Linked DNA regions of Homo sapiens: region 1 is linked to region 2. A link is a loop called in an ENCODE intact Hi-C map of the cell type or tissue named here. Cell type or tissue: prostate gland. All regions are shown on one strand. Links, peaks and the distances in the headings refer to the core of each region. The heading gives the core; the rest is flanking DNA. Region 1 has its middle 59 kb from the start of HOPX. Region 2 overlaps SPMAP2L (sperm microtubule associated protein 2 like).

Evidence for each region. Hi-C counts contacts between places; a loop is a spot of excess contacts. Peaks named below come from ENCODE experiments on the same cell type or tissue, not always from the same donor. Only the 100,000 strongest peaks of a DNase experiment are listed, where the experiment ranks them.
Region 1: it touches region 2 in a loop (1.9-fold over the local background); 3 of 110 quality-filtered maps call a loop at or near these places.

Annotation. Positions count from the first base shown.
Region 1 is chr4:56,614,221-56,630,337 of GRCh38, reverse strand. It overlaps a transcript of SPMAP2L not described here. Among named protein-coding and RNA genes, the nearest start is that of HOPX, 59 kb to the left of the region's middle. RefSeq lists a silencer at 11,035-11,124. In prostate gland, for the core only: no CTCF peak of the experiment used is centred there; DNase peaks (open chromatin) are centred at 7,617, 8,007 and 10,306.
Region 2 is chr4:56,567,917-56,584,033 of GRCh38, reverse strand. SPMAP2L (sperm microtubule associated protein 2 like) reads right to left here. Exons shown (of 9, transcript NM_001256475.2): 5 at 8,392-8,529. Among named protein-coding and RNA genes, the nearest start is that of SPMAP2L, 45 kb to the right of the region's middle. In prostate gland, for the core only: a CTCF peak has its summit at 7,983 (motif pointing left); no DNase peak of the experiment used is centred there.

The DNA.
Region 1 (16,117 bases), core at 3,141-11,140, 48 kb before region 2:
GAAGAGACACAAGAGCCCTCTGCTCTCTAGTATATGAGGATACAATGAGAAGACAGCATCTGCAAACCAGCAAGTGGGCTTTCACCAGACACAAGATCCACCAGCTCCTTGATCTTGGACTTCCCAGCCTCTAGAACTGTGAGAAATAAATGTTTGTTGTTTAAGGCACCCAGTATATGTTAATTTGTTATAGCAGACCTATATTAGGCCATTCTTGCATTGCTATAAAGAAGTACCTGAGCCTGGGTAATTTTTAAAGAAAAGAGGTTTAATTGGCTCATGGTTCTGCAAGGAAGAAAGCTTCTACAGGAAGCATGGTGCTGGCATCTGCCTGGCTTCCAGAAAGGCCCCAGGAAGCTTACAATTATGACAGAAGGCAACGGGGGAACAGGCACATCACATGGCGAAAGCAGGAGCAAGTAAGAGAGAGTTGAGGGGGCAGGTGGCACACATTTTTAAATGACTAGATCTCATGTGAACTCAGAGAGAGAGCTCACTTATCACCAAGGGGATGGCCCCAAGCCATTCATGAGGGATCCACCCTTATGATCCAAACACCTCCCACCAGACCCCACCTCCAACACTGGGGACTACAATTCAACATGAGATTTGGGCACAACATCCAAACCATATCACAGCCCAATATGGTTTGGTTGTGTCCCACCCAAATCTCATCTTGAACCGCAGTTCCCATAATTCCCATGTGTCAGGGGAATGACTGGGTAGGAGGTAATTGAATCATGGGGGCAGTTACCCCTATGCTGTTCTCATGATAATGAATGAGTTCTCATGAGATATGATTGTTTTATAACAGGCTTCTCCCCCTTTGCTCAGCATTGCTCCTTCCTTCCACCACGTGAAGAAGGACGTGTTTGCTTCCCCTTCCGCCGTGATTGTGAGTTTCCTAAGGCCTCTCCAACCCTGTGGAACTGTGAGTTAATTGAACTTATTTCCTAATAAATTATAATTACTGCTGGGCAGTTCTTTATAGCAGTGTGAGAATGGACTAATACACAGCCCAAACTAAGACATCTCCAAAGAGAAACCCTGTACCTATTAGCAGCCAGTTTCCATTCTCTCCTCCCCTGAACCCCCAACCACTTATCTATTTTCTGTCTTTGTGAAGTTCCCTATTCTGGGTATCTTATATACGTAGAACCATATGATACATTGTCTCATGTCAGGATTTTTTCACATAGTATAATATTTTCAAGACCCAACCATGTTGTACACCACAAGGTCAAACAGCAACCATTTGGAATCTTTTGGAGGTTTAGAGAATTCAATTCCTTTTCAATCAAGTGTTAAACAAAGTTTATAGGAAGGCATTGTTTTGGACTAGTCTCCTGCACTAGGCTCCAGCAGACCAGACCAAACCAAAATGGAGTCATTTATGTTAGCTGAAGCAGGTAAATCCCCAAATGGACTAGCGTTCTCCTGAAAACAAGAGATTCACAGCAACCAGAAAAAGCCAAGTTTGCCTGAGTCAGCATAATAAGGAAGTCCCCTCTGCTTTAACCCTTATAAGAAGTGACCTGTAGTAAGCTTGTGTTAACCAATCTACTTTTTAAAATTATTGTTTCCTCTGTTCCAATGATGCATTCTGAAAAAATTTTTTAAAAATTATTGTTTCCTTGTTCCCACTTACAAAATCTATTCTGCCACACCCAGGAGAACACTCATTCTATTCTATAGATTGAAGTGTTGCCCAGTTATAGAATAGCTAATAAAATTCACTTAGATTTTTAAACTAAATGTGTCATAATTTTATCTTTTGATATAAGTTGCTCCATTTGTACCAACAAGTGAGAATTGTGAGTGAAAACCCCACCAATAGTTTTAGATTCTGCAATTAGTAAATAAGTCGTAGACCATCTCCAAAGCCAAGGAAGTTTCAAAACAATAGCAGCAACCTAAGAGGTCCTGTTTATAGGGTTAGCTGAGCCTAAATAAGGATAATAATTAGGGAACTTGCTTTGAACTGTTGGGGGAAAAAGCCACAGTAGGGCCAGATTTAACACATATGCCAGAGAGAAGGATTGTTTTGCTTTAAGGAGCTGAACAGCTAGCCAGAAGGAAGAGCGAACCTTCGGTATTTTTTTCCTGCTCTGGCCAACATCATCATTCCTTTCATCTTCTCTCATAAGGAAGCTACTATGTTGTCCAGTCCTGGTACAAAATACTTATTCCATAAAAGCACATGAGTCTCTAGCCTGACAATCAGAAGGGACTTTCCCTTCAATCTCTCCTCTTTTGTGCTCTGCACTCCTTAATGCTTGGGGGATGTGGAGAGCAGTAAGAAAAGCAAAGCCAAAGAATTATGATCTCTGGGTCATTTAATGAAGCTAGTTTATTTATTTATTTATTTTAGAGCCTGAGACTTACTTGGGGATATTAAAAAGTCTGATAAATTGATCCAAATTCCACAAATATGGACTAAATGCAGTTTCATTTCAGTACAGTAAACACTGCCAGAGTGGCTACAAGGTGGCAGACACAGGGCTGGTCACTGGGGTCCAGAGACGAATGAGGCCTTGACCCTGCTCTCACTAGATGGGTTCACTTAGCATCCAGCTCTGGAATTTAAGCAGATCTCCCAGGGGGCATGTATGTCCGTCTTATACAGTACAATTAATTACTCTCCAAGTCTGCATGCACCTTCAGAACTGAACTCAGGTTAAGGATCAAGCAGAAGCTCAGATGTGGTTTGAATAAGGATGTTGGCCTTCCATGGTTAAAGGTGTAAAACCAGATGTATATAAGCTCACCCTGTGATGAGACATCCCTGCAGAGCCTCCTTAGCTGGTTTTCATCACATTTTGAGATCAGGACACCTTAGAGTCACTTACTCAGGAGGTGGAGAGGGAAAGGCTACCTCCTCCTGCCAATTGCTGCACTTTTCATTCCCAGTGGGTAACAGAAGGCTGGGCACCCAAACATATTATCTAGGCCCAGCTGTGAGGCTAAGATGACATATTGTCCTCTCTGTATATAGGAAATGCTAGAGGACTAGAAAGGCTGACAATAAGACTGTTAAGGACTTTGAAAAGATTTAGAGCTGCAAGGAACTGTGGAGAACATTTGAGTCCTGAGCAGTGGAAGCAAGAGGGGAGTGGTGAACAGAATGGCCACTGGAGCAAAGAGCTTGTTGTCATTGTCCTTCTTCTCCATGGGTATGGTGCCTCCCAGCGGTGGGCCACCCACCTGGGCCCTGGGGCTCCAGCCCACATGAAAAAACCTGGAGCCAAATACTGCCATTGCGGCCTCCCTGCTTAGTTGAGTAGAGATTGAATAAAGGTTTCATCAGACAACTCACAAAAAAGAAAGTCAATGGGCTCACACAATCCCCTTTCCACAGAAACAGGGCCTATCTTGGACAAAATTATAAATTCTGGACTGGTTTCTGAGGTCTTTTTGTAACCATCCAATGGGTTCATCTTGCTGGCTGCCCAGACAGAGCCAATTTATTGGGACAGAAATTGCAACAGAGAAAGAGTTTAATACATGTAGAGCCAGCTAACCAGAAGGCTGGAGATTTATTATTACTCAAATCAGCCTCCTTGAAAATTTGGAGGCTAGGATTTTTTAAAGATAGTTTGGTGGTGGGGGCTAGGGAATGGGTGCTGCTGATTGGTTGGGGATGCACTCATAGGGTGTGGAAATAGTCCTTCTGCCCTGAGTCCGCTTTTGGGGAGGAGCCACAGGACTAGTTGAGTCATGAGTGGACTCATCAGGTTGTGAGAAATGGAAAAGTCAGAAAAGACAACTCAAAAAGCAAATCTTATGTTCTACAATACTGATGTCATTTACAGGAGTAATTGGGGAAGTTACAAATCTTGTAACCTCTGGAACAATGGCAGGTTATCATTTAACTATGCATACATCTTAGCAGAATTCAAGCCCCTCTTGTAATCCTAACTTTGCAGACTTTAGTTTAGTTTTGGGAAGGGCTATTATTATCCTTGCTTTAAGGTTACACTATAAGCTAAATTTCTCCAAAAATTAGCTTGGCCCATGCCCAGGAATGACCAAGGACAGTTTGGAGGTTAAGGCCAAGATGGACTTGGTTAGGTCAGATCTCTTTTACTGTCATGTTTTTCTGTTATAATTTTTACAAAGGCAATTTCACTTTCATATTTTATTTCTCATCCCAGTCACCCATGGGAGGCTATGGCCTTTTCTTTTCCTTATCTTCATCTTCTTCCATTGAAACTTATCTGTCCTATGTCTCATTCCTTCAGTTTCCTCTCAGCTGAACTGTGTTGAGAGGTATCCAATGTCTCCAAAGGTGACCACATATGTGATGGTTGGCATCGGCTGGGAAGGGAAGTCTTACCACTTAGCAGCAGGGACCAGTGTGGCCAACCCACAGGGTAGCCACAGGGCTTTCTTGAAAGCTTCTTGGAGAAACCCTGGAGATTGTCTGGGAAACACACCTTCTGACTTCACTCTGTTGAGAAATAACTCCGGCTATCTGGAAGCTGAAATTTTACTAGGGGAGATAAGAACTACATACAAATAAAATACATGGCCTGTATTAGTCCGTTTTCATGCTGCTGATAAAGATATACTGAAATTGGGAAGAAAAGGAGGTTTAATTTGACTTACATTTCCACATGGCTGGGGAGGCCTCAGAATCATGGCGGGAGGTGAAAGGCACTTCTTACATGGCAGCAGCAAGAGGAAGATGAGGAAAAAGCAAAAGTGGAAACCCCTGATAAACCCATCAGATCTTGTGACACTTATTCACTATCATGAGAATAGCACGGGAAAGACTGGCCCCCATGATTCAATTACCTCCCCCTGGATCCTCCCATAACCTGTGGGAATTCTGGGAGATACAATTCAAGTTGAGATTTGGGTGGGAACATAGCCAAACCATATCATTCCGCCCCTGGCCCCTCCAAATCTCATGTGCTCACATTTCAAAACCAATCATGCCTTCCCAACAGTCCCCCAAAGTCTTAACTCATTTCAGCATTAACCCAAAGTGCACAGTACAAAGTCTCATTTGAAACAAGGCAAATCCCTTCCTCCTATGAGCCTGTAAAATCAAAAGCAAGCTAGTTACTTCCTAGATACAATGGGAGTACAGGTATTGTGTACATACAGTCATGCCAAATGGGAGAAATTGGCCAAACCAAAGGGGTAGCAGGCCCCATATAAGTCTGAAACCCAGCAGGGCAGTCAAATTTTAAAGATCCTAAATGATCTCCTTTGACTCCAGGTCTCACATCCAGGTCACCCACAAGAGATGGGTTCCCATGGTCTTGAGCAGCTGTACCCCTGTGGCTTTGCAGGGTAGAGCCTCCCTCCTGGCTGCTTTCACAGGCTTGCATTGAATGTCTGCAGCTTTTCCAGGTGCACAGTACAAGCTGTTGGTGGATCTACCATTCTGGGGTCTGGAGGACAGTGACCCTCTTCTCTCAGCTCCACTAGGCAGTGCCCCAGTAGGGACTCTGTGTGGGGGCTCTGACCCCACATTTCCCTTCCACACTGCCCTAGAAGAGGTTCTCCATGAGGGCCCCGCCCTGCAGCAAACTTTTGCCTGGACATCCAAGTATTTCCATACATCTTCTGAAATCTAAGTGGAGGTTCCCAAACCTCAATTCTTGACTTCTGTGCACCCGCAGGCTCAACACCAAGTGGAAGCTGCCAAGGCTTGAAGCTTCCACCCTCTGAAGCCACAGCTCGAGCTCTGTGTTGGCCCTTTTCAGCCAAGGCTGGAGCAGATGGGACACAGAGCACCAAGTCCCTAGGCTGAACATAGCATGGGGACCCTGGGCCTGGCCCACAAAACCACTTTTTCCTCCTAGGCCTCCAGGCCTGTGATGGGAGGGGCTGCCATGAAGGTCCCTGAAATGGCCTGGAGACATTTTCCCCATGGTCTTGGGGATTAACATTAGGATCCTTGCTAGTTATGCAAATTTCTGCAGCTGGCTTGAATTTCTCCTCAAAAAATGGGCTTTTCTTTTCTACTGCATCATAGGCTGCAAATTTTTGAAACCCTCATGTTCTTTTTTTCCCTTTTAAAACAGAATGCTTTTAACAGCACCCAAGTCAACTTTTGAATGCTTTGCTGCTTAGAAATTTCTTCTGCCAGATGCTCTAAATCATCTCTCTCAAGTTCAAATTTCCACAAATCTCTAAGGCAGGAGCAAAATGCTGCCAGTCTCTTTGCTAAAACATAACAAGAGTCGCCTTTGCTCCAGTTCCCAACAAGTTCCTCATCTCCATCTGAGACAACTTCAGCCTGGATTTCATTGTCCATATCATTATCGATTTTTTGTCAAAGCCATTCAACAAGTCTCTAGGAAGTCCAAACTTTCCCACATTTTCCTGGCTTCTTCTGAGCCCTCCAAACTGTTCCAGCCTCTGCCTGTTACCCAGTTCCAAAGTTTCTTCCACATTTTTGGGTATCGTTTCAGCAGTGCCCCACTCTACTGGTACCAATTTACTGTATTAGTCTGTTTTCATGCTGCTGATAAAAACATACATGAAACTGGGAAGAAAAAGAGGTTTAATTGGACTTACAGTTCCACATGAGTGGGGAGGCCTCAGAATCATGGTGGGAGGTGAAAGGCACTTCTTACATGGCAGTGGCAAGAGAAAAAATGAGGAGGAAGGAAAAGTGGAGACCCCCAATAAACCCATCAGATCTCTTGAGACTTATAGACTATCATGATAATAGCATAGGAAAGACCAGCCCCCATGATTCCGTTACCTCCTTCTCAGTCCCTCCCACAACACATTGGAATTCTGGGAGAATTCAAGTTGAGATTTGAGTGGGGACACAGCCAAACCATATCATGGCCAAATAATACTTTGAAATGTGGATTTCTTTCTTTTTCTCTCTCTAGGGCTCCTCTCCCTTCCTTAGAGAAGGCTCTTGGCCTCATTGCCTTGGGGAAGGAATGTAGCAAGGGAGAACACAGATAAAGCTTGAAAGTGTTTTTTTGCTCCTTGTTCCAAAAGCTTACACCCTTAGGGAATCCAAGAGGTGGGGCATTGTGGAGGAGATTAAAGAAAAAGAAGCTGTGTCATCCCCAGACTGGAAAGAGTTTTCCATGGGTGGGGGTAAAAAGAAAAAAGGAGAGGCTGTGGGTTCTAGGAGCAGAAAGGATCATGCCTGGCTTTGCAACATGGTCACTATTTAGGAAAGAAAGCCCTAGAGAGAAAATGGCTATGTCTAAGTAGAAAGAATTAAAGGAGCCTCATCAAAGGCTCCTGCATCCTGGGCAGGCTAGAAAGGCAGCAGGAAGCTGGAGGACCCAAAGGGAACATATGGAGGAAAAGAACACATCCTAGCAGTAACCCGTGTGGACCAGGGCCCAGAGGACCATCCCAATCTGCCTTCCCTCCCATTATCCCCTAACCCCAGCCCTCCAGCCCCACCACTCAACATCTTAGCACCTGAAAATTCAGAAAGGTGCGAGACTGTTTTTCCACCAGCCGAGTTGGGGGTAAAAAGGCTCAAAGTCAGAAAGCAAGCTGAGTTATGGAGAATAAAGTCATGCTTTTCATACACCTGAGTTTATGGCCATGATTCAAGGCAGAGAAGGCAGTGTGCGGCATGAGGGAGAAGGATGTAGGTGGCTCTTGGGCTGGAGGAGGTTGGAGTCTGATTGTGGAGAGCCAGTTTGAGTTCTCCTGGATTAGCCAAACTCCCACCACAGAGAGGGAGTTGAAGACTTGGTTCTCTGCCTGAGCAAAACCTGTATGTTCTCAGAACAAAATGAAATGTGTTATTGCTGATCAACAAGATACTAACAATAAAGCACTTTGTTAAACACCTTCATATATGTTTGTTAATATGGTGAATCCTGTAGTGAGAATTGCTAAGATACAGTGTTTACTTAATAAATAAGCCTAGGGAGATTTGGAACTTTGCCTATAAAGAGTGAAATAGATTCATCTGGATAGATTTAATGTTCATGACAGTCAACCAAATGAGAAAGTTTATTTTGGCAATGGGTGCGAGGTATTTTTATTGCTCTCATTTAGTTCTTATTCCTTATTGCCTTTGCAAAATAAATAATGCTGCTTCATGCAAAATAAACTTCAAGCATGTTTTAACCTGATTTGTGTGGATGAGTCAAGATTTCCCCAAGAATCTATCCTGCAGCAGTCTCTTCTTCCACTAATTTATTTTTGTAAAAAAATTAATAGGCTTTCTTTTCTTTTTTAGCATTTTAGGTTTACAGAAAAATTTAGCAAAAAATATAGAATTCCCATATATACCTCTGCTCCCTACCCTGTCCCCCAATTTCTCTTATTAACATCTTGCATTAGTGTGGTACAATTGTTAAAAACTTGATGAGCCAATATTGATCATTATTATTAACTAAAGTCCATAGTTTACATTAGGGTCCACTCGTTGTGGTGTATATTCTATGGGTTTGAATAAATGTATGATGGCATGTTTCTACCATTACAATATCACACAGAGTAATTTCACCGCCCTAAAAATCCTCTGTGCTCCACCTATTCATTCTCTCTCCCTTTCCTTTTCCAGCCCTGGCAGCCACTCCAATTTGCTTTTATTAATCACACAAACAACTATACAGCAAATGAAATGAGAATCCAGTGAATACACATTTACATTGTATATCTAACCTTTTACATCAGTTCACATTGTCTCTATCTTTATCAGTAGGCAAGTTTATATTTTTCCATAGCTATAATAACTGTGCATATTATTTTCAATTCTAATTGTGTTCAATCAGCATCACTTCATAGATCTATTCCTATGTACAAGCAGATTCCACACACATATCATCTTTTATCTTGCCATAATGTCTAAGGATGAATTACCTTATGCTTGCTATGATTTTTCAGGATAAACTACCTGCCCTACAGTTATGAGATGTTTGCTCAAGTTCTAGCTCTTCAACATAAACAACTGGCATTGCCATACAATTTGATTCTTGTGAACTAAATGGTGTCATACAGAGAGGGTCATTTTTCTTCAAAGAACAAGTTTTTGGAGATCTCTCATAATTCAAGATTCATTTTTCCATAGGAATAAATAAAGAGTATGAGAGATGAATTCTGGGAGTACAAAAACCTATCACTATTGGAGCACATTTTTGCTTTCATGTTGCTTTTCATTTTTTAGCACTATTTTTAATTTTTCCTATAGTCTCCTAAATTAATAGGCAGTCTCCTAAATTAATAGTACAGTAATAATTTGCCTTATTCATACCATTTTCTCCTATCTAAATTTTATGCTGGACTTTCTGATTTATAGTTGCGTTTTTTTTCCGTCCAGTTTTAGCAACATCATCACTTGAATGACATTTTTATAAGATTTGTAAAATCTTTCAAATTATAGTAACAGTCAATATTAGAATAACAATCTAATAAATACTAACCTCACTCACAGAATTTCAGATGTCTTTGAACAACCATGGTTCTCCTGACATGGAGAATGAAGAGGATTACAGTTTGCTAACTGAAGGGGCACTCTCAGATGCTAGGCAGCAATTGAGAACAGTTTACAAGTCACTTCCTTACAGTGAGACTTAAAATTTTTATATCATGCTGCATTACATTACTTTAAATAGAGTATTTAAACTATTTCCACAGCAGAATGCATGCAGCCTTCAGCTGGCCCTGCTGAATTGCATGCACCTTAAAAACAACTAGAAGGATGTCGGGCGCGGTGGCTCACGCCTGTAATCCCAGCACTTTGGGAGGCCGAGGCGGGCAGATCACCTGAGGTTGGGAGTTCGAGGCCAGCCTGACCAACATGGAGAAACCCCGTCTCTACTAAAAACACAAAATTAGCTGGACATGATGGCGCATGCCTGTAATCCCAGCTACTCGGGCAGTGAGGCAGGAGAATCGCTTGAACCCAGGAGGCGGAGGTTGCGGTGAGCTGAGATCGCGCTGTTGCACTTCCAGCCTGGGCAACAAGAACAAAATTCCGTCTCAAAAAAAAAAAAAAAACTAGAAGGCTATTTTGTTTCCTTTAGGCTGCAACTCACTTTTTATCTTATCATCCAAATAAACCAAAAATCTCTTTTGGAACATAAGCTTGGGGTTTTCTTTTCTTTCAGCATAAAAAATTCCCAAGGAGCTGGACAACAGTAACTCATTTAGAGAGGTTTCATTCTGGCTGTGCAAGCCCCAGTCTGATTCTTGGGTCCTGACTTTCCTTTCCTTGTGAAGTGACTGCAGATTGTAGGCAAGGCTGTGGCCCTGGTCTAGCATTTCCCATGCAGGATTTACAGCCTCGCTGCTGAAGGGATGCCCAGTGAGAGACTTTGAAACAGCTTGTTTAGGTAAGTGTAGATGCATCCAAGTCCCAGCCAGCCAGCCTTAGCTGTGACTCTGCAGTGCCTGGTAGAGCTGCCTATGACATTCCTCAAGTCAGCCCTGCAGACCATCCTACAACAGCCACTCCATGGAGATCAGAGCTATATAAGCTAGTTTTTTTCTGTTTTTGTTTTTGTTTTTGTTTTTTTAGTATTGAGTTGTAGGAGTTCCTTATATATATTGGGGTTTAACCCCTTATCAAATAGTTTGCAAATATTTTCTCCCACTTCACGGATTGCCTTTTCACTCTGCTGATTTTCTTTACTCTGCAGAAGCTTTTTAGTTCATTGTAGTTTCACTTACTTATTTTTTAGTTTTGTTGCCTATGCTTTTGACGTTATATTGTGAAGATGTGGAAACAGCCTAAATGTTCATCTGCAGATGAACAAATAAATAAAAATGTGGTATATATACACAACAGAATATCCTTCAGCCTTAACAAAGAAGGAAATCCTGCCTCATGCGACAATATGGACTAAGCTTAAGGACATTGTGCTGAGTGAAATAAGCCAGTCACAGAAAGACAAGTACTGTATGATTCCACTTACATGAGGTATCTAAAACAGTCAAATTCATAGAATCAAAGAGTGGAATGGTAGTTGCCAGCCACTGGGGGGAGGAGAAATGGAACGGTACTAACAACAGGCATCAAGTTTCAGTAAAGCCAGATGAATAAGCTCTAGAAATCTGCCACATTGTACCTATACAGTAGTTCCTCCTTAACTGCAGTTTTGCTTTTAGAGGTTTCAGTTACCCAAGGTCAATCACAGTCTGAAAATAGGTGAGTAGGGTACAATGCAATATTTTGACACAGAGAGAGAAACCACATTTACATAACTTTTATTGCAGTATATTATCACAATTATTCTATTTTATTACTAGCTATCATTGTTCATCTCTTACAGTGCCTAATTTATAAATTAAACTTTATCATAGGCATGGTGTCCTAATTAGGGAAAAGGAGTCAGGCTTGTAGGACCAGGGGAAAGCAAAGAGATAAAGCAAATAAGCCATATGTCTGCCTTTCTTCATGGTCCAGAACATATAAACAAAAACAGGAAGCAGATAAGCTACAGGGCTGCTTTTCTTTATGGCCCAGGACATATGGCCCTCCTGCACAGATAACGTACAGAACTCCCAAACTTCCTGTTTATCATCAAATGATTCAATTTTTCAAACACCCCGGCTGGCAGAAGAATGCAAGTTAAGCTCCGTGCTGCTTTGGCATTATCAATCAGCCCAAGTTCCGTTCTATAAAATCCTCAGCAAGCCTTTTGACATGGTTTGGCTGTGTCCCCACCCAAATCTCATCTTGAACTGTAGTTCCCATAATCCCCCTGTGTGGTGGGAGGGACCAAGTGGGAGGTAATTGAATCATGGGGGCGGTAACCTTCATGCTGTTCTTGTGATAGTGAGTGAGTTCTCACGAGATCTGATGGTTATATGAGGGGCTTTTCTTTTTTTGCTTGGCACTTCTGGGTTCTGCCACACCGTAAAGGACATTTGCTTCCCCTTCTGCCATGATTGTAAGTTTCCTGAGGCCTCCCCAGCCCTGAAGAACTGAGTCAATTAAACCTCTTTCCTTCATAAATTATTCAGTCTTGGGTATGTCTTCATTAGCAGCGTGAGAAATAACTAATACACCTTTGTTTCCTTGCAGTCCGCTCCTTTTGTGCTGGTTCTGCCTGCTGCCTCCTGGCAATGTATTTTCATACTTTCTCTAATAAACCTGCCTTTCTTATTTACAACTGTCTTGGTAAACTCTTTTATCCCCTACTGATATGGGAGTGCTGGGAAGGGAAGAGAGTGGTCCCTTTAAATGATATGAAAGTGGAAAAGGGAAATGCTGGGTAGAGGAGGGTGTGATCACTGGCCAGGGCTCTACCCTCATGGACCTAGGTGAGGACAGGCACATCTGCCTTCCCACCCAAATGTTGCATCTTCCAAGACCACCCTGGCCATGTAAAAGCCCGAGACCCTAGCAAGGCAGAGACACAAGCGGCTGGATGTTGTGAGCAACAAGGCAGAAGAAGACATAAGCGGCTGGTTGTGGAGAGCACACTGGTGGAAGAGCACGCCAACAAGCACTGGCAAGCCATTGACCAGCAGAAGGACGCAGAATTTGGACGGAGCAGTCAGAGGCGACCTGACTCCAGGGGAAAACCATCTCCCTTCTGGCTCCCCCATCTGCTGAGAGCTACTTCCACTCAATAAAACTTTGAGTTCATTCTCCAAGCCCACGTGTGATCAGATTCTTCTGGTACACCAAGGCAAGAACCCTGGGATACAAAAATCCCTCTGTCCTTGTGATAAGGAAGGGGGTCTAAATGAGCTCGTTAACACAAGCCGCCTATGTTGTCCGGACAACTAAACAAAAAGAGCACCCTGTAACACATGCCCACTGGGTCTTCAGCTGTAAACGGCACCCCTAGACACTGCCGTGGGGTCAGAGCCCAACACCCTGCCCATCTGTATGCTCCCCTAGAGGTTTGAGCAGTGGGGCACTGAAGAAGGGAGCCACACCCCCAATGCATGCCCTATAAGGGGGAAAAGAGGCCCTTTCCCCTTTCACTACCACCGGCTCAGGTAGTCCTTGCCACCCCACAACAATAGGTAGGTAGGTAGTAGGAAAAAACATAATACAGTCATGTGCTGCACAACGACATTTTGGTCAATAATAGACCAAGTATATGACAGTGGTCCCATTAGATTATAATATTGTATTTCTACAGTGCCTTTTCTATGTTTAGCTACACAAATACTTACCATTGTGTTAAAATTGCCTACAGTATCCAGTACAGTAACAAAATTCAGTACAGTAACTACACAGGTTTGTAGCTGAGGAGCAACAGGCTGTACCACCTAGGTTTGCGCAAGTACACTCTATGATGTTCACAGAATGACAAAATCACCTAGTGACACATTTCTCAGAGCATATCCCTGTCATCAAGTGACACATGATGTATACATAGGGTTCCGTACTATTCGAGGTTTCAGGCTCCCCTCAGGGTCTTGGAAGGTATCCCCTGTGGACAAGCAGGGACTACTAAAATTAGCAATAATATATTGTATACCTACAAAATCTGTTAAGGGGGTAGATCTCTTGTTTAGTGTTCTTACCACAATAAATAAAATAAAATAAATAACTATGTAGATTAACAAAGGAACATGAACACAGGAAAATACAGACACCTTGCACTAAACATCTGAGTTGGCAGATGAAGGCTAATAAAGGAAGATCTTAAAAAAGGAATGACTCCCACACCTTGGAATTATTCAGCAGAGAGTCTGAAGTTAGAAAGCCCCCGTGTGCTTCTTGTGTGAAAAGTCCTCACTACGGTCTACAGCCCTGGCTATTTCTCTGACTGCCATCTGTCACTGACCACTAGCTCACTTTGCTCCAGAGGGAAATGGAAAGAGAACTCAAGGATTTTGTCAATATTAAAGGGACATATAAAAGAAGCCATACAAGATCATACCTCTTATAAATTACTTACTTGGTGAACCCACAATGGTTCTTTGATACTTGCTACTCAAGGTGGTGGGGTCCACATGCCCAGCAAGCAGCCTCTTAGGAGCTGACTTGTGTCTCCACAAAATTCATGTGTTGAAGTCTTAACCCCCAGTACCTCAGAACGTGACTGCATTTGGAGATAGGGCTTTTAAAGAAATAACTGAGTTAAAATGAGGTCATTAGATGAGCCCTAATTCAATATGATTGATGTCCTTTAGAGAAGAGGAAATTTAGACACAGATGCACTAGCAGAAGGAAGACTAAATAAAGACACAGAGATTGCCAAGGACAGAGATCTCAGAAGAAAACAACCCCACCGACACCTTGATCTCAGACTTGCAGCCTCCAGAGCTGTGAGGTCATAAATGTCTGTTGTTTAAGCCACCTGGACTATGACACTTTATGTTGGCAGCCCTAGCAAACTAATCCATGGTGCTAGCATCACCTGGGAGCTCCTTAGAAATGCTCACTCTCAAGCCCCAATTCAGATCTACTAAATCTCCAGGAGATGAAACCCCAGAACTTGTGTTTTAACAAGTCCTTTGAGTGATTCTTGTGCAGCTAAATTTTGAGCAGCACCCATCCGAGTGGCGGTTCTTGGCGGCACATTAGGGTCACCTGGGCAACTTTTGAAATGAGCCTCACCTTGAGATTTTGATTCACTTGGTCAAGGGTTGCCTGGTCAGGGGTTGTAAGGGTGGACTAGGCTTAAGTATTTATTTTGTTTGTTTGTTTGTTTGTTTGTTTGTTTGTTTTGAGATACAGTCTCACTTTCTAGCCTAGTCTGGAGTGCAGTGGCGCAATCTCACCTCACTGCAACCTCTGCCTTCTGGGTCCAAGCAATTCTCCTGCCTCAGCCTCTCCAGTAGCTGGGATTACGGGCACTCGCCACCATGCCCAGCTAATTTTTGTATTTTTTAGTAGAGACGGGGTTTCGCCATGTTGACCAGGCCGGTCTTGAACTCCTGACCTTAGGTGATCCACCCGCCTCGGCCTCCCAAAGTGCTGGGATTACAGGCGTGTCCCACTGTGCCCAGCCAACTTAAGTATTTTTTAAAGCTCCTCTGTTGACTGTAAGGTGCAGACAGGGTTGACATACCCTGATTTAGTGCCTGCGGGCATAGCGTAGAAACCTACAGAAGAGATGACTGATCGCAGGTACTTTGGGGTAAAGTGAGGCAGTTTACTACCTCTCTAGCCTAATGAGCTTCTTTAGTAATGTGTGCCTTCAAGAACAAACTGGATATTTTTCTCTAGAGGTAATGAAGCATTCTTCCTCCACCTGCAAATCCTCAGCTTCCTTCTGTGACTTGGGAAGCACCAACGCTGAGGAGGTAAAGGCATTGTCACAAATCAGAGCAGCCTGACCCACCAGATTGGGAGAGGAATTTAGGAATTCTGGATCTGGCACTGCTGTCCTTTTGCCTCATGTGGAACTGGGCATGTGCAATGCCCCTCTCAAATAGCATAAGGATGTATTGTGCTATTTCTCCTAAGGGGTTAGTAAAGCTTATATTCTAAGCTTCTGGGGCTCCTCATTTAGGATTTTATAAACATCCATGCTGAGGTGTAAATGCCTGATAAGGATTAATAAGGTACCTTTTCTGCCTGTGTTTGCATTTTAAAAAGAGATAAACCTCTAGGTGGTGGGGAAACAACTCTGGAGGTGGAATTTTTATGTGTTAGCAAACTGGCAAGTGAGATAGGGTTTTGACAGAAAAATAAAAATAGCAATAACAATCATTGAGTATATACCCTGTGCCATGCCTGTACTCAGAAGTGTTTCATCCATTGTCTCGCTTAATCTTCACAAGCATGCTGGAGGCAAGATCAGAGAAAACTTTTTTTTTTTAGACGGATCTCGCTCTGTCGCCCAGGCTGGAGTTCAGTGGCACGATCTCAGCTCACTGCAACCTCTGCCTCCTGGGTTCAAGCTGTTCTCCTGCCTCAGCCTCTGGGGCAGCTGGGATTACAGTTGTGTGCCACCACTCCTAGTTAAATTTTGTATTTTAGTAGAGATGAGGTTTCACCATGTTGGCCAGGCTGGTCTTGAACTCCTGACCTCAAGTGATCCACCCGGCTTGGCCTCTCAAAGTGCTGGGATTACAGATGTGAGCCACCACACCCGGCCAAGATCAGAGAACTCAAAACTTACCCCATCCACCTCACAGTGTACTATGTACATGAACATGACTTATATTTTTCCACAGTCTTCACTACTTTAGGAAACTCTTCTCCAGGATTATGAAGCTGCAAATAACCTTTATTGTTACTATCCTGAAA
Region 2 (16,117 bases), core at 4,458-12,457:
GATTGCACCACTGCACTCCAGCCTGGGTGACAAAGTGAGACCCTAGTCTCAAAAAAAAAAAAATTTACATTTTATATTGTGATACAGTATATGTAAATGTGTGTTTGTGTATCTGAAACCAAAATTATTATGAAATAATACTTATCCTATACAATGCACTCTAATTTTTAAATTTTAATTTAATTTCATTATAAAAAAACTGGAATTGATTTTATGATCTGTTATGAATGAGTTATGACCTTCATTATGAAAAACACTTCATTCTATACCAATTCCTCCTCTTAAATCTCTGAAATAAAAATTCCAGTCACCACTGAGGGCCCCTCTGCAATGGCCAGTCTCCTCTGTAGTATGATTTGAGATAGTGCTGGTCATAACTGCCAGCCACTTGGCCAATTTTCATAGGCTGCTCCCCACATATTTCTTTCCCTAATCAAAAACCTATCAATTAAATGACAAACCTACGAGCCTAATATGGAAAATTTTTTTTCTCAAATAAATACATGATTACTCTCTAGGGGTAGGCTATTAGTTTGGGTTTTGTTTTTTTGCTGAGATACAATCAACATACCATAAAATTTACCCTTTTAAAGTATACAATTCAGTGGTTTCTAAAATATTCACAAAGATATGCAACCACCACCACTATCTAATTTCAGAATCCTGGGAACCACTAATCTACTTTCAGTCTCTATGGATTTGGATCTATGGATTGGCCTATTCCGGAATTTCTTTTTTTTTTCCTTTTATTTTTTTTTCTCAGATGGAGTCTCGCTCTGTCACCCAGGCTGGAGTGCAGTAGCACTATCTGGGCTCACTCTAACCTCCGCCTCCTGGGTTCAAGCGATTCTCCTGCCTCAGCCTCCCAAGTAGCTCGGATTACAGGCACACACCACCATGCCTGGCTAATTTTTGTATTTTTTAGTAGAGATGGGGTTTCACCATGTTGGCCAGGCTGTTCTCGAACGCCTGACCTCAAGTGATCTGCCCACCTCAGCCTCCCAAAGTGCTGGGATTACAGGTGTGAGCCACTGCACCCGGCCAGGAATTTCAAATAAATAGACTGATACAAATATGTAGCCTTTTGTGTCTGCCTTCCTTCACTTAGCATGTTTAGAAGATTGATGTATCAATACTTCATTCTTTTTTATGGCTGAATAATATTCCATTGTATGGATTGCCACATTTTGTGTATCTATTCATATCCATTGATGAACATTTGAATTGTTGCCAGTTTTTGGCTATTATGAATAATGCTGCTAGGAATATTTGTGTACCAGTTTTGTGTGAATTTACGTTTTTAATTATCTTGGGTACATGTCTAGGAGTCTAATTGCTGGCTTATATAATAACTCTATATTTAACATTTTGAGGCACTGAAAAACTGTTTTCTATATCAGTTGCAGTATTCTACATTCCTACCAGAAATGTATAAGGGTTTTAATGTTTCCACATCCTCAACAACCTGTTTTTTTTGTTGATTTATTATTTCTTATCATTATCCTTGCCATTCTTATAAGTGTGAAGTGGTATCTCATTGTGATTTTAATTTGCATTTCCAGGAAGGCAAATGATGCTGAGCATCTTTTCATATGCTTCTTGTCTATTTGTATATCTTTTTGGGGTAAACATCTATTTAAATCCTTTGCCGATTTAAAAAATTGGGTTATTTGTCTTTTATTGTACATTTTTCAGGATAATTTTTATATATTCTGAATATTAGTCCCTGATCAGATATATGATTTTCAATAATTTTCTCCTATTTTGTGGGTTGTCTTTTCACTCTCTTGGTAGTGTCCTTTAATGCATAAAAGTTACTTTTGATGAAGTCCAATTTATTTTTTCTTTTGTCACATGAGCTTAGATATGACAACAAAAGGTCATAGCTAAGATATGACACCAAAGGTCATATCTAAGAAACCATTGCCTATCTCAAGATCACAGAGAAGTATGCCTGTGTTTTTCTCTATGAGTTTTATAGTTTTAGCTCTTATATTTAGGTCTGTGATCAATTTTGAGTTAATTTTCATGTATGATGTGGGCGTCAAACATCATTCTTTTGCATGCAAATAGCCAGTTATCACAGCACCATTTGTTGAAAATACTATTTTTTCCCCATTAAACTATCTTGACACTCTTGCCAAAAATCAATTGCCCATAAATGTAGGGGTTTACTTCTGCACTATCAATTCTGTTTCATTGCTCTAAATGTCTATCCTTGTGCCTGTAACAAATTGTCTTAATTACTGCAGCTTTTCTGTAAGTTTTGAAATGAGAAAACTGTCTTCCAACTTTGTTCTTATTCAAGAATGTTTTTGGCTATTTGATGTCCCTTGCATTTCTATATGAACTTTAGGATCACTTTATCAATTTCTATGAAAAAAAGGAAGCTGGAATTATTCTTTTTTTTTTTTTAGACAGGGTCTCGTTCTGTCACCCAGGCTGGAGTGCAGTGGCACCATCACATCTCACTGCAGCCTTGATCTCCCAGGCTCAAGCAATCCTCCAGCCTCAGCCTCCCAAGTAGCTGGTACTACAGGCTTGTGCCACCATGCCCAGCTAATTTTTTTTCTTTTTGGAGATGGAGTTTCACTATTGTTGCCCAGGCTGGAGTGCAATGATGTGGTCTCGGTTCACTGTAACCTCTGCCTCCCAGGTTCAAGCAATTCTCCTGCCTCAGCCTCCCAAGTAACTGGGATTACAGGCACACACCACCACTCCTGGCTAATTTTTGTATTTTTAGTAGAGACGAGGTTTTACCATGTTGGCCAGGCTAGTCTCGAACTCCTGACTTCAGGTGATCTGCCTGCCTCGGCCTCCCAAAGTGCTGTGATTATAGTTGTAAGCCACCATGCCTGGCCTAATTTTTTTTTTATTTTTAGTAGAAAATGAGGTCTCATTATGTTAAGTTCCTCTTTTCCTCCTTCCCTATTCCCTGCAACAGCCATCTTACTTTCTGTCACTATGAATTTGACTATTTTTGGTACTTCAAATAAGTGAAATCATACAGTATTTGTCTTTTCTGTGACTGGCTTATTAAACTCAGCATAGTGTCCTCAAAGTTCATCGATACTGTAGAATGTGTCGGAATTTTCTTCCTTTTAAAGGCTGAGCAATATTCCTTATATGTATAATTTTGTTCTTTTTGATACTACTGCAAAATTGGTTTTCTTAATTTCACTTTCAGATTGTTCATTGATAGTAGATATACAATTGATTTTTCTGTATTGATTTTGGATTCTGCACCTTCTTGAACTAATTTATTAGCTCTAATAGTCTTTATGTAGATTCCTTAAGATTTTCTGCATACAAGATCACGTCATTTCTGACTTGAGATGGTTTTACTTCTCTCTATCCGATCTGGATGCCCTTTATTTTTTTTTATTTTTTATTTTTTTTCATGCCTAATTGCCCTGGTTAGAATCTCTAGTATGAGACTGAATAGTAATAGTGAGAGCTGACAACTTTGCTTGTTCCTGATGTCAGGGGTAAAGCGTTCAGTCTTTCACCATTAATTATATTAGTTGTGTGTTTCTTGTAGATTCCCTTTACCAAGTTGAGGAAGTTTCCTTCCATGCCTAGCTTGTTTAGCATTTTTATCATAAAAGTATCTTGAATTTTGTCAAATGCTTTTTCTGAGTCTATTGAGATGATCATGTAGTTTTTGTTTTTTTCATTCTATTAATTTAGTGTATTGCTTTGATTTTTGTATTTTGCACTCAACATATTCTCACATTCCTGGGGTAAAGCCAATTTGGTCATGGTGTATAATTTTTTTTACATTTTGCTGGATTCAGTTTGTTAGTTTTTGGTATGAATTGTTGCATGTACATTTGGATTTGGTTTGCTAGTAGAGTATTTTGGTGTGGATTATAGCATGTATATTCATAAACTATATTGGTCTGCAGTTTTCTTATCTGGTAATCATCTTTTCTGGTTTTATTATCAGGATAATACAAGTCCTCATAGAATGAGTTGGAAAGTGTCTGATTTTTTGAGAGTTTGAAGGAATGGTGTTAATTATTTTCTAAATATTTCATGGAATTCACTAATAAAGCCATCTGGTTCTGAGCTGTTCTTCATAGGAAGCTTTTTATTAATTCAATCGCTTCACTTGTTACAGATCTGTTAAGATTGTCTATTTCTTCTTGACTCAGATTCAGTAGTTTGTCTTTATAATAATTTGTCCATTTCATCTAGGTTCTCTCATTTGCTGGCTTTTATTTGTTTGTTTTCTCATTTTATTTGATTTTCTGAGAAACTCAAAATCAGGGTCTTGTTTTGTCACCCTGACTGGAATGCAGTGACATAATCACAGCCCACTGCATCCTTGACCACCTGGGCTTATGTGATTCTCCCACCTCAGCCTCTGAGTATCTGGGACCACAGACACATGCCACCATGGCCAATTAATTTTTTAATTATTTGAAGAGATAGGGTCTCACTATGTTGCCCAGGCTGGTCTCAAACTCCTAGCCTCAAATGATTCTCTCGCTTCAGCTTCCCAAATTGCTGGGATTACAGATGTGAACCACCATGCCCTGCCCTTTTTTTTTTAATATAGGCATTTACAGCTATAAATTTCCCACTAACCACTACTTTAGCTGCATCTCATAACCTTTGGTATGTTATGTTTTCAGTTTTATTCATATCAAAGTGATTTCTTCTTTGACCTATTGGTTGTTTAGGAGTGTAATTAATTTAACATATTTTTAAATTTCTAAATTTCCTTCTGCTATCAGTTTCCAATTTCATTGAACTGGTTCAGAGAATTGATTTTCTATGAATTTAATCCTCTTAAATTTATTGAGACTTGTTTTATGAGTTAATATGTGATCTATCCTAGAGAATGTTCCATGTACACTTGAAAAGAATGTGTATTCTCCCATTTTTGAGTAGAGGTTTCATAGACATGTGTTAGATATAGTTGGTTTCTAGTGTTATTCAAGCCTTCTATTTCACTACTGATCTTCTGCTTGTTATTCTACCCATTATTAAAAGTGGGGTATTGAAGTGTCCAACTATTATTGTTGAATTCTATCAGGTTTTTGCTCTGCTGTTGGGTGCATGTATGTTTATAGTTGTTATCTTTCCTTTCTTTCTTACTTTTTTTTTTCTTGTAGAGATGAGGTCTTGCTATATTACCCAGGCTGGTCTTGAATTTCTGGCCTCAAGCAATCCTCTCACCTTGGCCTCCCAAAGTGCTGGTGTGAGATACTGCATCCAGCCATAATTGTATGTCTTTTTAATGGATTGACTCTTTTATAATATAAAATGTCCTTTCTCTGTCTTTAGTAACAATGTTTGTCTTAAAGTCTATATTGTCTGATATCAGTATGGCCAATCCAGGTCTTTTTTGGTTGGCGTGCATGGTATATCTTTTTCCATTTTTTTACTTTCAGTCTATTTGTTTATTTGAATCTAAAGTATGTCTTTTGTAGACAGCATATAGTTGAGTGAATTTTTATCCATTTTTTATCCTGTCTTTTTATTGGAGTGTTCAATTCATTTACATTTAATGTAATGTACATTTAATGTAATTACCGATAAGGTAATATTTATGCCTGCCATGTTGCTATTTTTTCTATATATTTTTTGTTCCTTTGTTCTTTCATTTCTTCCTTCTTTTGTGTTAGATATTTTCTACTGTGACATTTAAATTTCCTTGTTATTTATTTTATTACATTTTAAAAATTATTTCCTTAGTTGTTTCTCTGTACATCTTACAACAATCTAGTTCAGACTAACACCAAATTAATTCCTATGGTATATAATAACTTTGCTCCTATATAGCTCTATCCCCTCCCGCTCCTTTGTACTTTTATTTATTCATTGTATGCCCATCAACATAAATTTATAATTATTGCTTTAGGCAATTGTCTTTTATGTCAGGTAGAAGAAAAAGAGTTACAAACAAAAATATATACATATTTACATTTTAATGTAATTATAATGTACTATATAAAATGTGCTACATTCTATATTTACCTATGTAGTTAATTCTTTTTGTGCCCTTTATTTGGATTTGAGTTATTGTCAAATGTCTTTGCCTTTTTGGGACACAGTCTCACTCTGTCACCAAGGCTTTAATGCAGTAACATAGTCACTGCAGCTTCAACCTCCCAGGCTCAAGCAATTCTCCTGCCTCAGCCTCCCGAGTAGCTGGGACCACAGGCATTCACCACAACACCCCAATAAATTTTTTGTTTTTAGTAGAGATGAGATCTCACTATAATGCCCAGGATAACTGTCCTTTCACTTAGTCTGAAATACTTTCTTTATTATTTCTCGTAAAGCAGGTCTGCTGGCAATGAATTATCTCAATTTTTGCTTATCTAGGAATATCGTAATTTCCGCTTCAGTTACGAAGGATAACTTTGCTAAACAGAGTATTCTTAGCTTACAATCTTTTTCCTTCAGTGCTTTATTTTATTTATTTATTTATTTTGAGACAGAGTCTCACTCTGTGGCTCAGGCTGGAGTACAGTGGCGCAATCTCTGCTCACTGCAACCTCCACCTCCCTTTTTAATGGACTGACTCTTTTATAATATAAAATGTCCTTTCTCTGTCTCTAGTAACAATGTTTGTCTTAAAGTCTATATTGTCTGATATCAGTATGGCCAATCCAGATCTTTTTTGGCTGGTGTGAATGGTATATCTTTTTCCATTTTTTTACTTTCAGTCTATTTGTGCCTATTTTTTTACTTTCAGTCTATTCTTGTGCCTCTGCCACCTGAGTAGCTGGGATTACAGGCATGAGCCACCACACCTGGCTAATTTTTATATTTTTAGTAGAGATGAGGTTTCACCATGTTGGCCAGGCTGGTCTCAAACTCCTGACCTCAGATGATCCACCCACCTTGGCCTCCCAAAGTGCTGGGATTACAGGCGTGAGCCACCACACCTCGCCAATCCTTCAGTGCTTTAAGTACTTTAATTTGAAAGCACAGAAGTCAGACCATTAGCCTAAGGAAAATCTTGGCTTTATACTTAAACAGCTCCTGAGAGGTTTTCTATATTAAGGTATTATAAAATAGCTGATGTTCATAATAAAGAGCTTAAGCCAATGAACAATGGTTACATGTATGTTCAAGCAGCAGAAAAGTCTACTTAGAAAAGCAGGGAAATATAAACTTAAAAAAGTACAAAATGTTTTAACTAAAGGGCATTTTATTTACATGCAACATCAAACTGAGGTCTCAAGAAGTGGCAATAAAGTATTCCTTTGTTTATAACTATAGACACATTACCAAATTTATGTGTATACATAACTACCAAATTTTATGTATTTGGTACAGTGGATTTTATTGAATGAATTGATAAATAAGTAATTGAGGAAACCCTGTGGGAAGAATTGGGCCTTCTTTCGCAGTATTCTATGATGCAAAAGACTCAAGCTGTCTAGTTCAACCTTTCTCTGAATGTAGGAATCTTTTCTAAAATCCATGTAAAGTCACAGTTCCAGCCTGGGCTTGAAAACTTGCAGGGATGAGGGTGGAATGCTGGTTCACTTTCCGTTACTGGACAGTTTCCATTACCCAATAGCTAGTCAGAAAGATTTTCCTCCACTAAGCTGACGTCTGCTGCCCTGTCAATGTTCTACTTCTAGTTCTAGGATTAACATAAAGTAATTTTACTTTCACCTCTTCTTCCTCTTCCAGATGTCAACCCTTTAAATATTTTAACACAGCTGTCACCACTTTCTTATTCTCTTTTTAAACTAAACATGTCATTTCTCTTAATTATTTTTCACATAACATAGTTTCCAGGAGCCCAATATCTCATTTCCCACCTTCTGAATAGTCTCAAGTTTATTATCATTTCTTAAGGTATAACATACATAACTGCACATACATGTCCAGTGTGTTCCGACTAAAGTAGCACACAGTAGCACTATCACCTCTCCACAACTGTACACTGTATATATTCCACTAATGCAACCTAACATTGAATTAGCTTTTGCAACAACCACATCACAATCTTAGCTCCCATGGAAAATGTACCACCTAGTGGTCTTATAAAGACAAGGAGAAATTCAGCCTTCAAAGCAAAAGGAAGAAAAAGTATCAAAGTCAGAGAGATACAGGAGAACAAATTCCACAAATTGCAAAAACCTGTGGTGTTTTAGTTGCATATTTCCTTTTAACTGGCTAACAATGGTAAGGTTTAGTATAAATTTTAGTTTCACCACAATGTGAGTCAAATGTAATTACCGAAGATGAACTTCTGATTACCTACAATAGCTGCAAATATTTGATTTTTTACCTGATGCTTTGGAACACAAGTGGACTCTTAGCTCATGAAATTGCACACACTAAAATTAGAACAAAAATACTAAGACATCTGGCCAAATTAGATTAGGATTTACAGAGATTCTCAAGATACTCTACCTATTTAGTAGACACTGTCTTTTGAATCCATTGGGCTGTGACAGCCTCTGGATCCTTTTGGAGGGTTGTCTAAACAATGCAGGAGGAGTGATCTCCCAAATTACAGACTCTCTTCCACAGCTGTGGTAGTATTGAGCCCTGCAAGTTGTAGAAGAGAAAAGAAGTAAACGAAACAAGCATGATTTCAAATTGTCATAGTATTTTCCAACATCGATCCCCAGGCCTAGGGGAGCAGGTATGACAGTTTATTATTGATGATCTATTTTCCATGTGAGGAGAAATTAATTGCTTTAGAAACGGTTACACCCATCAAGTTTTCAACTGGCTTCTATTATACTCAAAACAGATAGTTTTCTCAAATAAATGACATCTTCTTTTTTTTCTTTTTTTTTTTGAGATGGAGTCTCGCTCTGTCGCCCAGACTGGAGTGCAGTGGTGCGATCTTGGCTCACTGCAAGCTCCGCCTCCCAGGTTCACGCCATTCTCCTGCCTCAGCCTCCCGAGTAGCTGGTACTACAGGTGCCCACCACCACGCCTGGCTAATTTTTGTATTTTTAGTAGAGACGGGGTTTCACCGTGTTAACCAGGATGGTCTTGATCTCCTGACCTCGTGATCCACCGGCCTCGGCCTCCCAAAGTGCTGGGATTACAGGCATGAGCCACCGCGCCCAGCAGACATCTTTTTTTTTCAATTGAGACAGGATCATACACGGGCTCACTGCAGCCTCAACCTCCTGGGCTCAAGTGATCCTCCTACCTCAGCCTCCCGAGTAGCTGGGATCACAGGCATGTGCCTCTATGCCCAGCAACTTTTTAAAATTTTTTCGTAGACATGGGGTTTCACTATGTTCCCCAGGCTGGTCTTGAACTCCTGGGCTCAAGCAATACTCCTGTCTCAGCCTCCCAAAGTGCTAGAATTAAAGGCATGAGCCACCATGCCTGGCAATTACATTTTCCAAATAGACCAAAAGATATACAGATGAAGAGAAAATTTGCTGCTTTTAAAACCAAATACTTCCTTTAGCATCTATATAAATAAATTTTTTTACTATATTTCTATTTTATACGGTGAATTATATTGATACTTTGCTAGATAACTGAGTTTAGGAATACATTCTACTTGATGATGTGCACAGAATAATCATTATTGGGGCTTGTTAACTATGAATTTTTAGGATAAGTAATAATATTGTTCTTCTTTTATTTGTCTATTTATTATTTTTAGAAGCACGATCTTGCTCTATTGCCCAGGCTGAAGTGCAGTGGCACAATCATGGCTCATGGCAGCCTCAAACTCCTGGGCTCAAGCAATGCTCCTGCCTCAGCCTCCTGAGTAGGGGGGACTACAAGTTTGCATCACCATGCTGGGCTAATTTTTTTATATTTGTACGGATGGGGGCTCGCTATATTATCTAGGCTAGCCTCGAATGCCTATGCTCAAGTGATTCTCCCGTCTCAGCCTCCCAGAGTGCTGGGATTACAGGCATGAGCCAGCACACCCAGCCACCATTGTTCTTCTTAACAACGCTGCCCTTCAATCTTTCCTTATCAAAATACATCATCAGTGGAAAAGGAAGTGACATTGACTACCCCCCCAGACCCAATGTTAACTCAAATTGCAGTCCCACTTTTGCTTCTATTATAAGGACCTCTGTTCCTTTAGGACGTTCACAGATACAGATCTGCATCCCTCTCTCTGCCCAAGCCTCTGTCTGCTGGTTGCAGCTGTAAACATCCTTTACATCTAGGCTGAACTGGTGTCTTGTAAGCCTCAATCTGCATATAAGACTGTATCCCCCTTGCTCGCGACCACCCAGTCTTGAGGCCTGTCTACACCACCACACATATCTTTTGAGGGGGCTGGAGGCTGCCCAGCCCTGACTCTACTGCCCAACTGCACTGACTCACCTACCCACACCCATACCCACACATAGCCCAGCTTAAAAAGGCAGGAAACCTCTAGCCCCTACCTGGGATTGGCCTTTTGAAGGAAATGGCAGTTCAGTTTGGGAATTAGAAATACAGAAGGAAGTGGTGACTTTGAACAATGGGGCACACTGTGGAGACCTTAGACTCAGGCAAAAGGAGCCACAGTGGTTGGGAAGAAGGTGATTACGCAGCCAATGAGCGGCACAAAGGCAAGATGTGCTTGGAGAATAGAGCCGAGGGGAAAGGCCCAAGCAGTGAGTGAGAGATAGAAAAAAAAGAAGACACCAGAGACAACTGCTACTCAACATTCTCTCAGGTGGGAATGGCAACCACCAAATGCCAGGAAAATCTGTACTGACCATAATACTTATGCCTTATGCTGCCAACACCTAGAAGTACATAAGTGTTCTACAAAATGGAGAAAATAAACAATATATGGTGATTATGAAGACTAAACAAGAGAAGTGTATATGTTATTTTATAATTCACAAAGCACTATTCAAATGATTCTATTAATCAACTTGTATATTAATTTTAAATTTCATATTTGCATATCTTTTCCTTATAGATGCTGCATATTAACAGAATGTACTGCTGCTGCCCTTACGTGCTTCTCCTCCTCCCAGAGTCATCCACACATCCAAGTCTCACAGCGCTGTCAATGTAGCAGGTACTCAAATTTTTTTTTTTTTTTTTTGGAGATAGAGTCTTGCTCTGTCGCCCAGGCTGGAGTGCAGTGGTGCGATCTCAGCTCACTGCAACCTCTGCCTCCTGGGTTCAAGGAATTCTCCTGCCTCAGCTTCCCAAGTAGCTAGAATTATAGGTGTGCACCACCACCCCCAGCTAATTTTTGTATTTTTAGTATAGACAGGGTTTTGCCATGTTGGCCAGGCTGGTCTCGAACTCCTGACCTCAGGTGATCCACCTGCCTTGGCCTCCCAAAGTGCTGGGATTACAGGTGTGAGTCACCACTCCCAGCCTCAAATATTATTTTAATATAGAGTACACTGCATTTTTCTCATTGTAAAAGAGACAAATATTCAGTATACAAAACTTGTAAAATAAAGAAGTTTAAGAGAGAGAAACAAAAAGCATATAGTAGTCCACCATTCAGAGATAGTAATGGGTAATATCTTGGAATAATTTGAGTCTTTTTTCCCTCTATTTATACACTCAAAAAATACGTATTGAGCACCAGGTCCTGTGTTAGGAGCACTCACTAGGAGAGAGTGGAGAATAGGATAATCACTGCTTTCTTGCAGCTTGTTCTCTATGTCAAGGGGAGAATACCAAATGTAAAATACAGTCAAGCACCGTGTAATGACCTTTCGGTCAACAATGAACCACCTATACAACAATTATACTGGATTGTACTGGAGCTGAAAAATTCCTATTGCTTTGTGATGTTGTAGCCATCATAACATCATAGCACACTGCATTACTCATATGTTTATGGTTATGCTGCAGTAAACAAACCTACCAGCACATACAATTATGTACAGTACATAATACTTTTTTTAACTTCCCTGTAAAATCCAATTTTAAACAGTATATAATACTTGATAGTGATGATAAACAACTATGCTACTGGTTTATGTATTTACTACATGTTACGGGTTTATGTATTTTTATTGTTATTTTAGAGTGTACTCTTTCTACTTATAAAAAAAATTAACTGTAAAACAGCCTCAGACAGGTCCTTCAGGAGGTATTTCAGAAAAAGGCCTTTTATCATAGGAGATGACAGCTCCATGCATGTTTTGCTCCTAAACACCTTCTAGTGAGACAAGATGTGGAGGTGGAAGATAGTGATATGAATGATCCTGACCCTCTGTAGGCTTAGGCTAATGTTTGTTTGTACCTTCTTTTTTTGTCAGGTCCCGCTCTGTCACCCAGGCTGGAGAGCAGTGTGATCATAGCTCACTGCAGCCTCAAACTCCTGGGCTCAAGCAATCCTCCCCTCTCAGCCTCCTGAGTAGCTAGGACTACGGGCATGTGCCACTATGCCCAGATAATTTTTTTAATTTTTTTTAGAGATGGGGGTCTTACTATGTTGCCCAGGTTGGTCTTGAACTCTTGGCCTCAAATTATCCTCCCATTTTGGCCTCCCAAAGCATTGGGATTACTGGTGCTAGCCACCATGCTCAGGCAGGCAGATTGCTTCAGCCCAGGAGTTTGAGACCAGCCTGGGCAACGTGGCAAAGCCCTGTTTCTACCAAAAAAATCCAAAACAATTAACCAGGTGTGGTGGCGCACACCTGTAGTCCCAGCTGCTTGGGAGGCTGAGGTGGGAGGATCGCATGAGCCCAGGAGGCTGCGGTTACAGTGAGCTGAGTATGACTGCACTCCAGTAAGGGCAACAGAGCAAGACCTCTGAAAAAAAAAAAGTTTTAAAAGTTTAAAATATTTTAAAATAGAAAAAAAAAGCTTATGTTATAAGGATATATATCAAGCAGAGTCCTGTGGATTAAAAAATGATAATAAGGATATAAAGAAAAAATATTTTTGGATAGCTGTATAATGTGTTTGTGTTTTAAGCTAAGTGTTATTATAAAATAGTCAAAAAGGTTTTTTGTTTTTTTTTTTAAGTTAAAAAGCTTATAAAGTAAAGGCCAGGTGTGGTGGCTCACACCTGTAATCCCAGCCCTTTGGGAGGCTGAGGTTGGTGGATCACCTGAGCTCAGGAGTTCCAGACCAGCCTGGCCAACATGGCGAAACCCTGACTCTACTAAAAATACAAAAGTTAACGGGGTGTGGTAGCACATGCCTATAGTCCCAGCTACTCGAGGGGCTGAGGCAGGAGAATTGCTTGAACCCGGGAGGGGGAGGTTGCAGTGAGCCAAGATTGCACCACTGCACTCCAGCCTGGGTGAAAGAGCAAGAGCCTGTCTCAAAAATAAATAAATAAATAAATAATAAAAATTTTAAAAAAGAAGCTTATTGTGAGCTAAAGTGAATATATTATTAAAGAAAAACTTTTTCATAAACAGTATAACTTCAGTGTACAGTGTTTATAAAGTCTACCGTAGCATGCAGTCATGTCCTGGGCCTTCATGTTCACTCACCACTCCCTCACTGACCCACCCAGAACAACTTCCAGTCCTGCAAGCTCCATTCTTAGTGAATGTCCTATTCAGGTGTACCATTTCTTATCTTTTATACCATAGCTTTCTGTGCCTTTTCTATGTTTAGATATGTTTAGATACACAAATACTTACCATTGTGTTATAATTGCCTAAGGTATTCTGTAACACGCTGCACAGCTTTGTAGCCCAAGAGCACCAGGCTATACCATATAGCTCAGGTGTGTAGTAGGCTATACCATCTAGGTTTGTGTGAGTGCACTTTATGATGTTTGTACAACAACTAAATCACCTACGGATGCATTTCTTAGAACATAGCCCTGTCATTAAGTAACGCATAACTGTAAATAGTTGTGGTGAGTACTATGAAGGCATCAACTATTCAGCAGAGATAGAGGCTTCCTGGGTAGGTTCGTGAGAATGTTGAAAGTTATGCTGAAGAGAATAGTCAGGGAAGGTCTCTGTGAAAAGCTGAGACCTAGGCTGAGACTTAACGGATCAAAACATCTTAGTGACTCAAAAATGGGGAAAGCATTCTAAGCAGAGGAGAAAATGAGAAAAAGGCCTTGGGATGGGAAATATCTTGGTATGTTTAAGGAATAAACATTTTAAAATAAAAGTAGGATCACAGTATATATACAGTTTTATGTTCAAATTTTTCACTTAGTATTACAGCATAAATCCTTGGGTCATGAAATACAAATGGTAATATTTTTAAAGTAAATACTTTGGTAAATTAAAACACTTAGAAGAGACTTCCACTTCCCGGCATGATAGTATAATAGGGATTGGGTTTATCCCTAGAATAAAGACATCTCCAGTAACTTTTTTTTTGAGACAGGGTCTCACTCTATCACCCATGCTGGAATGCAGTGATGCAATCATGGCCTCGACCTCCCAGGCTCAAGTGATCCTCCCACCTTAGCCTCCTGAGTAGCTGAGACCACAAGTGCTTACCACCATACCCAGCTAATTGTATTTTTAGTAGAGACAGGGTTTCACCATGTTGGCCAGTCTGGTCTCAAACTCCTGACCTCGAGTGATCCACCCACCTGGGCTTCCCAAAGTACTGGGATTACAGGCATGAGCCACCACACCCAGCCACCAGTCCCATTTTTTTAAAAAAAAAACTTAAAAGCAAGCCTCAAAAATGGACAAAGGATTTGGATGAACATTTCTCCAAAGAAGGTATTCAAATGCCAACAAACAAATGAAAAAATGTTCAACATCAAAAATTATTAAGGAAATGCAAATCAAAACCACAATGAGTACTACTTCACACATAGGAGGACAGCTTTATCAAAATGATAATAACAAGTGTTGGTAAGGATGTGGAGATATTGGAACTCTCATTCATTACTGGTGGGATTATAAAGTGATACAATCACTTTGGAAAACAGTCTAGCAGTTCATCAAAAAGTTAAATATAGGGTTATCATGTGAAACAGCAATTCAACTCCTGCTATATATTCAAGAGGAATGAAAACATACATTCACACAAAAGCTTGTACACAAATGATCATAGCAGCATTACTTTTGCCAAAATGTAAAAAGAGGCCAATGTCTAACAACTGATGAATCGATAAATAAAATGTGGCAAAGCCATACAATTAAAGATTGCTTAGCCATAAAAACAAATTTACTTATACATGCTACAACACAGATGAATCTTGAAAATATTGTGCTAAGCAAAAGAAGACAGTCACAAAGAACAACATATTGTAAGATTCCATTTATATGAAATTACCAGAATAAGTACACTTATAGGAACAGAAAATAGATTAGTGGTTACTTAGGGCTTGGAGAAGTTGAAGGGGCGTAAGAACTGACTGCTAATGAGTTTAATGTTTCTTTTAGGGAAGACAAAGTGTTCTAAAATTAGATTTTGATGATAGTTACACAGTCCTGTGAACATACTACCAAACTCTAATTTATACACTTTAATTTTTCATTTTTAATTTTTTCAGTACAGAGATGGGGTCTCACTATTTTGCCCAGGCTGGTCTTAACTCCTGAGTGCAGGCGATCCTCCCACTTCAGCGTCCCAAAGTGGGATTATAGGCATAAGCCACTATACTTTTATACTAAATTATATACCTTAAATGAGCAAATTATTTGGTAAGTGAATTAATCACAATAAAGCTATTTTTTTAAAAGAAAACCTCAGAAGATCAAACTGTTTAGAAATAAGGTAACTACATCCCAAAACAAAGCTCAAGAATATTTATAGGAATACAAAAACATCCAGGAGCCAGTAAGGTAAAATTCACAATATTTGGTACCCAATAAAAAACTACCAGGTATGCAAAGAAGCAGTAAATTATGACCCATAATGAGAAAAATCAATCATTAGAAACAGACTCAGAAATGATATATTATAAAATTAGTAGGCAAGAACATTAAAACAGCTATTGTAACTGTATTGCGTATTTTCAAGAAGGCAAAGAAAAGATTGAGCATGTTAAGTAGACACAAAATATAAAAATACCCAAATGAACCTCTAGAGATTAAAAACTACAATGGGTGAGAAGAAAAATACTCTGGGTGAGACAAACATTACACTGTAGAAGAAAAGATTAATGAAGACATAGAGAGAAATAAAACACAGAGGTGAGGAAACAGATTCAATGTGCTGTGGGAAAACTTCAAGCAGTCTGATACATCCAACTAGAGCCCGCAAAGAAGGAGGAGCAGAAAAAATATCTGAAATAATA